Linked DNA regions of Mus musculus: region 1 is linked to region 2. A link is a loop called in an ENCODE intact Hi-C map of the cell type or tissue named here. Cell type or tissue: heart. All regions are shown on one strand. Each heading gives the region's core, and the rest is flanking DNA. Links, peaks and the distances in the headings are about the cores only.

The links. Hi-C counts contacts between places; a loop is a spot of excess contacts. Peaks named below come from ENCODE experiments on the same cell type or tissue, not always from the same donor. Only the 100,000 strongest peaks of a DNase experiment are listed, where the experiment ranks them.
Region 1: it touches region 2 in a loop (11-fold over the local background); 1 of 42 quality-filtered maps calls a loop at or near these places.

Annotation. Positions count from the first base shown.
Region 1 is chr5:129,884,521-129,889,895 of GRCm38, reverse strand. It overlaps Chchd2 (coiled-coil-helix-coiled-coil-helix domain containing 2), which reads left to right and starts at 2,426. Exons shown (of 4, transcript NM_024166.6): 1 at 2,426-2,698. The coding sequence starts at 2,649. In heart, for the core only: no CTCF peak of the experiment used is centred there; DNase peaks (open chromatin) are centred at 2,505 and 3,515; H3K4me3 peaks cover 2,323 bases; H3K27ac peaks cover 1,803 bases.
Region 2 is chr5:129,667,179-129,672,553 of GRCm38, reverse strand. It overlaps Zfp11 (zinc finger protein 11), which reads left to right and starts at 2,466. Exons shown (of 3, transcript NM_172462.4): 1 at 2,466-2,494. In heart, for the core only: no CTCF peak of the experiment used is centred there; a DNase peak (open chromatin) is centred at 2,483; H3K4me3 peaks cover 1,492 bases; H3K27ac peaks cover 1,262 bases.

The DNA of each region.
Region 1 (5,375 bases), core at 226-5,225, 220 kb before region 2:
GTAAAATTACAATGATCGCATCTCTAGTTGTAAGGTATAGAAACAAAAAGGCTTTTTGCTGGCTGTAGAGAACAAAGAGCTTCTTGCTGGCTGTATTTTTAGAGATCAGGGAAAACAAGCTTGAGGAACATCCGGGGGCTTTACCTTCCAGGGAGAAACGCTCTAAGTTCTCTAAGTTGGGGCCTCACAGAACCAATCACATGAGCAAACACAGGTGACTTTAAATAAAGTCAGGAAGGGCAATGGGAGAATGGGAGAGCATGGGCTCCAGTGGTTCCATCCCTCCAGGGATGGAGGAGCTGGATGGGCAGAGACAGCGCTCTTTCCAAAGCACCATGGTTCCAGGACAGCCAAGGCTATACAGAGAAACCCTGTCTCGAAAAACAAAACAAAACAAAAAAGCACCATGGAAGGGAACTGAGGTCACTCTCCCCCCATGAAGCAGCAGAGTAGAGTGATTCTGGTTGAAAGACCCACAACGTGAGGATTCCCCCACGTTCTGACTCAGGAGAGGCGACACCCCAAATCAGTCTTTTTTTTGTTTTGTTTTGTTTTGTTTTGTTTTTGTTTTTGTTTTTTTTCGAGACAGGGTTTCTCTGTGTAGCCCTGGCTGTCCTGGAACTTACTTTGTAGACTAGGCTGGCCTCGAACTCAGAAATCCGCCTGCCTCTGCCTCCCAAGTGCTGAGATTAAAGGCGTGTGCCACCACCACCCGGCTATGAGTAACGGTCTTGATGCAAACTGCAAGAGGTTTATTCGGGAAAGACCAGTGCACTGGGGACGACTTGTATCCCACGCAGGGGTAGAGGAGTTGAACATGAGCTCAAGGGGTGAGGGGTTTAGGGGTTTATAAAGGCAAAAACCGAAAACACCTGGCAAAAACTGCAAACACCTGGCATCCTGGAACAATGGGGCAAGTTCTCTATTTTTCACTCTCTCTCAAGATCTTTCATGGTTTTCCTCTGGACAGACAGGTGCACATCCTTGGGACAGGCTGATAACTCTTTGACTTCCATTGTCCTTGTCACAGATAGTTCCCCAGGGGTAACAGAGCTGAAAATGGTTTTCACGGACTGTCACCAGTGATCGCTTTCCCACTGCCACAGAACAACTATGATAAGATCTCCTTTCATACACAGTGCCTGACAAGGTGGCAGAGGAAAACTCTTCCCCCATTCCCCTGGGCATTTGGTGGGGAGGAGAGTCCCCTGTTTCTCCATCAGATGGCCTACTGCTACTCTGTAGGACTATATGACCTCATGGGCAATGTGTAGGAATGGTCTTCATCCACATTACGAGGACAAGAGTGTTTTCCAGGAAGCATCATGGATTGACACTGCAGATATCTCTGCCAATCAATGGGCTCAGGTCACCAACATCCTCTGTGGTGAGAGCTTATGGGACCACAAGCCTCTGTGGCCACAGTTGAGGAGACTTCTAGATTCAATGATTCTCAACTTTCCTAATGCTGCAACCCTTTTATACAGTTCTGGATACTGGAATGTGGGCATCTCTGCATTTGAGCAGTCTTACGTGGAAAAGAGCAGTAACTCAGTCCCTAAATCACAGTCTGAAACCCACAGGTTGAGGACAACAGCTTTAGAGGCCTGTTCTTTGATATGCAGATGATCTTACTGGCTAGTATTAAGTCAGGATGGTCTTCTTTTATTATGGAAATAGCGCTTAATTGAAGACGAGCCTTGGTAAATATGAGCAGAAAATTTCTCTGCAACAGAAACTTGAATTATGTACAGAATTTTCTTTCTCATAGTTTCTTTTTTTTTTAAGATTTATTTATTTATTATATGTAAGTACACTGTAGTTGTCTTCAGACACACCAGAAGAGGGTGTCAAATCTCGTTATGGGTGGTTGTGAGCCACTTTGTGGTTGCTGGGATTTGAACTCCGGATCTTTTGAAGAGCAGTCAGTGCTCTTCTCCGCTGAGCCATCTCATCAGCCCCTTTTTCATAGTTTCTAATAAGCTCGGCTAGTTCACTATCTTCCAGACATGTTGGGAGCAGAGCTCCTTTAGCGAAATTCTGCTTATGTAATTTAATATTTCCAAACACGTTTATTAGTAAATTCTTTATAACAGAAAAACAGAGTTTTTCCTGCGTGACCAGTACTAGGAGGCTGAGACGTGAGAACAGCGAGATCCAAGGCAACATCCGTTACCGGAGGCATTGTCCCAAAACAAAACAGAGAAGGGTTAAGTAAACAGCCCAAGAGCAGACCCCAGTAAGCCCCTAATCCAGTTTACTTGAGAGGCTAAGGCAGGAGACAGTGAAAATCAAGGTCAGTCAGGTTGTGGAGTAGGCCAGCCGGCCATCGGAAGCAAAAACCTAACCTCCACCATTGAATCGGAGGACAAAATTTGAGAGTGCAACCCCAGGAACTTCCGGTTAGCCTTAGCTCCTCCTCGCCAACTTCGTAACTTCCGGGCCTAGGACGCTGAGTCCAGGCTCTGCCCATTACTGATATCTCCTTTGTCCAATAACCTTTAGCGCCCGAGCTTTTCCTGATTTCTTATTGGTTGCCCGGTGAGGTACCGCCTCCACCCTTCCTCTCTCCTTGGTAGAAATTGCTGGACGCTTCTGTACGTTTCGCAGTTTGTCTTCGCTGATCGGTGAGACTTCGAGCAGTTAGGATGCCGCGTGGAAGCCGAAGCCGCACTTCCCGGGTGACTCCTCCGGCCAGGTGAGACCCTCGGGGCCGGGAACCGAGCGCGGGCCGCCAGGGCAAGGTTCTGTAGCCTGAGGGCTGCGAAGGCGACCGGTGAAGAGACGGAGCGAGCGGTCGGGAAGGGATCCGCTGGTGGGGCGGACTTCCTGAGAACAGGGACATGGTCGGTGCACTCGGGGAGAGGACTCTGAAACGTGACCTTTTCCCTAGACAGGCTGGGGGAAGGGCTGTCGAGGGCGTAGTATACAAGGAGGCGAGGAAAGAAAGATGCGTGGTAAACTCTTGGCCAGGGGTGGGGGTGGGGTGGTTTTTGTATTTTCTTTGTTCTACTCACTGCGTTTTTGAGTCTCAGGTTAGCCTTGAACTTTATGGCCTCGCTTGGCCTTCCTTGATTTTCCTGACTCCGCTTCCTTAGGGCTGGGATTGCCGGCTTTAAAGATTTTCTTTTCTTTTATTTATTTATTTTTTTAAGGAAAAAGAAACAAAGAAAATTGCGGGCTGTGTGTAGAGGGCCGAAAATTTAAAGCTATGTCTTTCCATCACTTGGGTCCAAGATGTCTACCATTTTGTGGTAAACGATCTATTGAGCTACCTTGCCGGCCGACCTAAAAAACAAATAGGAAATTGTTGACACCCCTCCCCCCAGTCCAGATTCTGAGGTCCCTCCTTGGGGTAATAAAATCGTAGAAAACTAAAATTGTGCTCATACTGGGAGTGAACCTCGGGAGTGCATGTTGTAGCGCATGCGTCATCTGTCATCAAGATAGTCCCTTGTGCCTCCTTCTCCCGGAAGGCAAGCGGGGGTTGCAACCAGTTCAAGGCTAGCAAGGCTACCCATAGAGAGATTCCTGTCCAGAACCCCCCCAAAAATATGAGTCAAAGTTGCAGCTCAGGCAGGTCACTTTCCCTAGATTTTTCTTTTTGGATTGGCGTGGTGGTTTGTTGTTTCCTTGAAAGGGGTTTTCACTATGGCCCTGGCTGGCCTTGAACTCCAAAGAGGCTGCCCGCCTCTGCCTCCCAAGGACTGGGATTAAAGGTATGGGCTACCAGACCTTGCCCACGGCACCCTAACCCGGCCCCCACTTTTTTTTTTTTTTTTAAGATTTTTTTTTTCTTAGTTTATTTTATGGGCTGGCGAGATGGCTCAGCAGGTAAGAGCACTGACTGTTCTTTGGAAGGTCCTGAGTTCAAGTCCTGGCAATCACATGGTGGCTCACAACCATCTGTAATGAGGTCAGATGCCCTCTTCTGGGGTGTCTGAAGACAGCTACAGTGTACTTATGTATAAAATAAATCTTTAAAAATTTTTATTTTATGTATATGAGGAGTACACAGGTGGTTGTGAGCCACCATGTGGTTGCTGGGAATTGAACTCAGGACCTTTAGAAGAGCAGTCTGTGCTCTTAACTCCTGAGCCATCTCTCCAGCCCAAACCTTTCTTGATTTATTTATTTATTTTTGAGGCAGGATTTTTCTGTGCAGCTCTGGCTGTCCTGGAACTCACTCTGTAGACCAGGCTGGCCTCGAACTCAGAAATCCGCCTGCCTCTGCCTCCCAAGTGCTGGTTAAGTTCAGCCCTTTCTAACTGGGTAAAATGAAGGCATTGGACTGCATTCCTAATATCACCTCATGACTTTTAGATTTTGTTGACTTGTGACTGTCTTTCTCCATTGTCAACACTGGTTCTAAATCCTTCTTCTAAATGGCCTTGTTCACTAACTGAATAGCCGGGATGGCCAGTGTATTTATGCCTCTGTGTGTGCTGGAGAACCTCGGTACCTGTGTGAAGGTCCAAGGGCACCTTATTGGGGTTGGTTGTTTCTTTCCACCTTCTGGGTTCCAGGAGTCAACCAACCTCAAGGTGTCAAGCATCCTTCTCCAGTGAGTCTTTGACCAGCCGCCTGTCCTCCTTCCAGCTCTAAATCTTAATTCAGATGTTCACTAGGTTAGTCCTTGACTGTCCTCAATTTTTTTTTACATGGCAACACCTGTCTGATATTTCTGAAACTGATAGACCAATAAAAGGAAAGCTGTTTGCTCATTCTGTTTTTGTTTTTTTTTTTTGAAACAGGGTTTCTCTGTGTAGCCCTGGCTGTCCTGGAACTCACTCTGTAGACCAGGCTGGCCTTGACTCAGAAATCCGCCTGCCTCTGCCTCCCAAGTGTTTGCTCATTCTATAGCTTCTAATGCCTCGGAGCTCAGAGAGGTCCAACTGTCATTTAAATAAATCAATCCTTTGGGGAACTTTCTAACTTTAATTGTCCATGAGTGGACATATGCAAATGAATGGGCACTAGAGCCTTGGAAACTCAGAGGGGTCAGATGACCTGGCCCTGAGTTTCCACGTTACTGCTTCCTGAGTGTGCACTACCACGCCTAACTGTATGACAGCATTGCTCACCATTTTGAGACAAGGGTATTGATTGTTAGGTTGGCCTTAAAAATCACTGTATAGAGCAAGGATGAGAGTAGATATGCCAAACTGTACTGTGCTGTACAGTGAAAAGTCCACAGACCTCAGCCTTACATAAAGAATACAGCAACTTGGGCTGGAGAGATGACTCAGAGGTTAGGAGCACTGCTCTTCCAGAGGTCCTGAGTTCAAATCCCAGCAACCACATGGGGACTCACAACCATCTCTAATGAGATCTGATGCCCTCTTCTGTTGTGTGTGAAGACAGCTACAATGTAC
Region 2 (5,375 bases), core at 279-5,278:
GGATTTTTTTCATGCACCTACTTGGTGTATGGAATTGAGTCTGTACACTGGCAAGTTCATTTTGAGGCATCTGAGCCTCCGTTGTATTTCTTCTTGGCCACACTGCTGAAAGATACCTCAGGCTGCCACCCATTCCATTCATGCTGCTTTTAGAGACTGCGGTATAGTCTTTATCCGCCCTTTTGAAGCAGTCTTATGTTCACACGGCACACCTAATTCATCATGACAGTATGCTGCCCCTTGCCACATACAGTTAGGTGCCCACTCTGGGAGTCCCAATCAAGAACACTATACTCAAGGAGATAGCTGGCCTTTGGTTGGATGTCTCATCACTCGTCACAGGGAGCATGTAACCGTTGCCACAGCAAGGAGGCGCATCATCCTCTACCATGAGGGACAAGGTGGCCATAGTGAGATGGCCTCTATGGACAACCCACTCACAGATCAACTCCAGTTGCACATCTTATCATCTGTTGCTGGGACATTCAACGACTCTTCCCAAGCTCACTGTTTGACTCTTCATGTGGAAATGTGACTAGATGCTTGTTCACCCCAGCAGGGTACCAATCACAGACAAGGAAACAACTCCAGGACTCACTGAGTTCAGTGTAGTGAGACAGCGAGTTCATTTGGGTTACTTGTGGGGAGTATGGATGAAGCATTACAGGAGTGAGGAGGACCAAGAAGCAGATACAGCTCTGAAAACTCATCACAGCATGAGCGATGACATCAAAAGCTACACCCCTAGCACCTGATGTCACATGGTCATCACGGTCATCATGCTGTTTTTTTTTTTTTGTTTTTTTTTTGTTTTTTTTTTTTTTTTTAATTTCAGGAGCTGCTGTCATTCAAGGATGTCTCCGTTGATTTCTCTCCAGAAGAGCAGGAATGCTTAGACCCTGCTTGGTGGAATTTGTATAGAAATGTGATGGTGGAAAACTACAGAAACCTTGTCTCTCTGAGTGAGGATCTCTCCCCTACAGAATTCCCAACCTCCTGCCCATATTTCACTCCCTCCCTTCATTAAATATTTCTCAGGAGCTTACACTTTGCAGGGAAGTCGTGGGCAGGTTCATTTTAACTGTATTTCCTTTAAAAATCTCCTTCCTTGATGGAGGATGCTTCTTACACTCTCATCGGTGGTGATTGTAGGAGTTTGTTGGCATGAAGTGTCATGAATTACAGTCCAAATCTTCCCTTTGATTCAGTCATATGTGCAAGTGAGTCTTTCATCTCCAAACTGAAGATTCTTCATGCGTACTCTACTGTAGGAAACCACTGGGGGAAAAGCTGAGCAATGTAAGCTGAAAATAATTCTATGTAAGCTGAGCAAGCCAGTAAACAGCACTCCACTATGGCCTCTGCATCAGTTCCTGCCTCCAGGTTCCTGCCCTTTTTGAGTTCCTGTCCTGTTTCCTTCAGTGATGAAGAGTGCTCTAGAAGTGTAAGCAAAACAAACCCTTTCCTCCCCAAGTTGCTTTGGTCATGGTGTTTCACAGCAATAGTAACGCTAAGACATACACCATAGTCAAACTAGAAATATCCAAAGATTAACTGAAAATCAAGAGAGAAATAAGCAAAATCAACACATATCTAGCAAAGTATGATCTCAGTTACAGAAATAATCTAATCAGAATTAGAAATTTAAAAGTGAAGCCAGAGGTTGTGGCATACACCTTTAATCCCAGCGCTTGGGAGCAGAGGCAGGTGGATTTCTTAGTTTAAAGCCGCCATGATCTACAGAGTTCCAGAACAGCCAGAGATACACAGAGAAACCCTGTCACAACAAACAAACAAACAAACAACAAGTTTCTTTAAAGTCAAAGAAAAAGACTATCAATATAGGATTCTGTATTCATCAGCGCATTCTTTCCAGAACAAAGTGGGAGTCAGGTTGCCCTGACATGCCATGATATCTAATACATATCTAACAGGGGTTTGAAGCAACTATATGGAAATGCAAAAAAACAAAAACAAAAACAAAAACAAAAAACAAAAAACAAAAAACAAAAAACAAAACAAAAACATTGTACAAAATTCTTAAGAGAATTGTCAAAAATAATCTATACAGCAAAGACCTATCATTTTTGTCCCTACTCAGCCTGGAAGTGATAACTTGCAGTGTTAATCAAGGCTGTGGGATGCCAAAAGTGGTCTGCATCCAGGTCCCTTAGACTGAGAACTACCATGGAGACAGACTTCATTCTGTCTTGGCGGGCTTTGGGTGGGGTGCCACCATCACTGGAGACCGTTTCCTATTTGCACCTCCGGTCCAGCTCTTGCCAGCCAGCCTGTTGCCCTCACCACTTGGACTCCCAGGGAGGATTATTCCTAGCCACCTCGGAACCCAAACACTCTCCGGGTCACCGCGGAACCCGGAGACCCGGGAACCCAGATACCCCGGAACGGAAGCCTGCGGAAACCGGAGACCAGAGAACCCGGACACTCTGGAACGGGACACCGCGGAAAAGATCCGTTCCGGAATCGGGACAAGGTGAGTCCGGGCTCGGCCTCCGAGCAGGGAGGTGGTTTTTGTAGATGCAGCGGTGCGGGATCGGCGGCCAGTCCCGGGTCGGGTCGAGTTCTCTAGGGCATCTGTCAGCTCGCGGCGAGGGCCCAAGGCTGGCAGCCCGATGGCGGGATACTGGGGACATCCCGACTCCCCGTGTGCCGGTCCTGCCCGAGAAAAGCCCTGAGCTGGGGTCCGCACCCACTTCTCCCCAGCGGCCTGCACCTTGGACAGTAAATTCCTACGAATTTCCCATGTCTTCACATTAAACTGTCCCCGCGTATCAAACAAATTCTTGTGCTTTTTATATTTCTGCCCCCCCCCGCCCCCGTGCACATCGGGTAGCAATGCAAAAGGACTTGTTTTGTGTTCGTGAACCGTGCGTCTGTGCAGAAAGCACTGGACAGCTATTAATTAGAATCCTAGTAAAACTTTTCACGTCACTCCTTCTCCCTAGGCACGGGCACTTTAGCACGAAAAACCTTTGGGTTGAGCTTTCCCCTGGCTGATTTCAGAGGTGATACATATGCCTTTTTTCTTTTTCTTTTTTCTTTTTTTGGTACTGGATTTCAGTACTTCTGACCTCAAGCGCAGGTACTAGGTGCTACCGGTGCCATGTCCCAGATTAGGAGTTGTTAAGGTCCCTGGGATTCTGTCCTCGGCGGATCTGTGAGCCTGCAGCCTTTAAGGCTGGTTACCAAAGGGATACAGGGACTGTTTTATTTACATATCTTGGCTACTGTAATATTATAACTGTGTCCTCATCTTGGTATATTTACTCTCTATTGTGACTTATGGGTCATACAGTAAGCCAGCTTTAACTTTTTTTTCAAGAGCTTTCACGTTATTTAAAAATTCATATACTCACCTTGCCAATAGTTCCCAAGGACTGCCCCTCCCTGTGTTTATGTTCCCTAGACCCCCCTCCCCCCTTTTGTTTTTTCTTTAATGACAGACATCTCTTCAAGTAGCCCATTCTGGCCTGGAAGTTTCCTTTTTTTTTTGGTTGATGCCTCCTGAGTGCTGGGTTAGCTTTTTGGTAAGAGCTCCCAGTCCTGGGTTTAATCGTTGTTGCAAATAAATGAGAGTCCATGCTTTGACATAGCTCCTGGAAGCATATACTAGAAACACTTCAGGACTGTACAGGGACCTGTGATTTCTAGCTTTTTTACCTCATGACTACTACCCTGTGACTGTGCTTACACGTGTGTGTATAGTTATTCACTGCCTGAGGTCTAGGGAGACTTTTCATCACCTTTGTTTCCAAAAAGTTTGGCAGTTCATATATGGATCCTTTAATGAAAGATTGGGGGGGGGGTCAGTGCCCTGCCCCCCCCCCCAACCAATTCCATGAAGTTTAAGGATGCTCTGTTTGTTCCAACAACAACAACAAAAGCCTGAAGGATTCCAAATGCTCTCTTTTTCTAGTATTCTCTCTTCTTCGGTTTACTGATACCATGGTCAACTCTGTTGTTGTGCGTTCTCTGAAATGATCAGCATGTTAGCATGTACCTGTACACGCTTGTATTTCTAGCCATTGGAATAATGCCCGAGGGACTGAGTTAAGGACCAGCTTGGCCTTCACAGGGAATACCAGGCCACCTAGGTAACATCTTAAGACCCTGTTTCAATAAACACATCAGTCAATTATCTGCGTGCAGCGTGCAGCTGAAATTATATTACTCTGAGTTCTAGTTTGAGGACCTTTCCAGGGCAGGTTTTTTTTTATACTAAGCATGATGAGACTGAAGGGAAATATATTTTACTCTTCGCATTTTTTTTCTTGTCTCTTTAAGTTTAACTTCTCAATGCTACACATATTCAGGAAATGTCAGCTATCACAAAGTGAAAATTGTCCATATGTATGATGGTTAATTGTGGTTGTCAATTTAACTGGCTTTAGACTCAATTCAGACATGAGCTGCTGGGCACAGTTCTGAGCAATTTTCTTGGCTAGCTTATTTGAAGTGGGAAGACATTCTAAATGTGGGTGGTACCTTCCGTTAGTAGCTCAATTCAAAGGAAGTCCTAGAGGAAAGCTTTCCCTTTTGCTCGTTCAGTCTTGCTGATAAGTTCATCTATTCTGTTGTGTCTCTCACTGCTGTTACCACTGCGGCTACATTCCTTTGCTGATACAAGAACCCCATTTCGTTGGGCTTCCAACATGCACTGACATTTAGTGGATCTCCAGGAAGCCTCTAGGCTTTCAGCACAAGGTTAGGACTGCAGAGGCATCCAGCTTTGCAAACTGAGGAAGGAACTGCAGGGTTCTCAGGTCTCTCAGATTGTGAAGACAGCCATTGTCATACTAACCCAGGTTGGATTGTATGTGCTGGCTAGTTTTATGTCGACTTGACACAAGATAAAGTCATCAGAGATGAGGGCACTTCATTTGAGAAACTGCCTCCATTAGATCCTATAGCCACACCTGTAGGACATTCTCATAATTAGCAATTAATTTGGAAGGGCGGCTCAGATCACTTTGGGCAGTACCAACCCTGGGCTGGTGGTCCTGGGTTCTATAAGGAAGCAGGTTGAGTGAGCCATGAGGAGGAAGCCAGTAAGCATCTTTTTTCGTGGCCTTTGCATCAGCTCCTGCCTCCAGGTTCCTGCCCTGACTTCCTTTGATGATGAAAGGTGGTGATGTGGAAGTGTAAGCCACATAAACCCTTTCCTTCCTAAGGTGCTTTTGGTATTGGTGTCTCATCACAGCAATGGTAACCCTAATTATATCTTATATAAACCAACCTAATAAACTCCCTATTTTAACTGTGTATTTAGTTTTTATTTTAACGTGCATAACATATATTTCCACCTATATCTAGCCAGAGAGAGTAAAAGTGAGAGTGAGAGAGAGGGAGCAGGA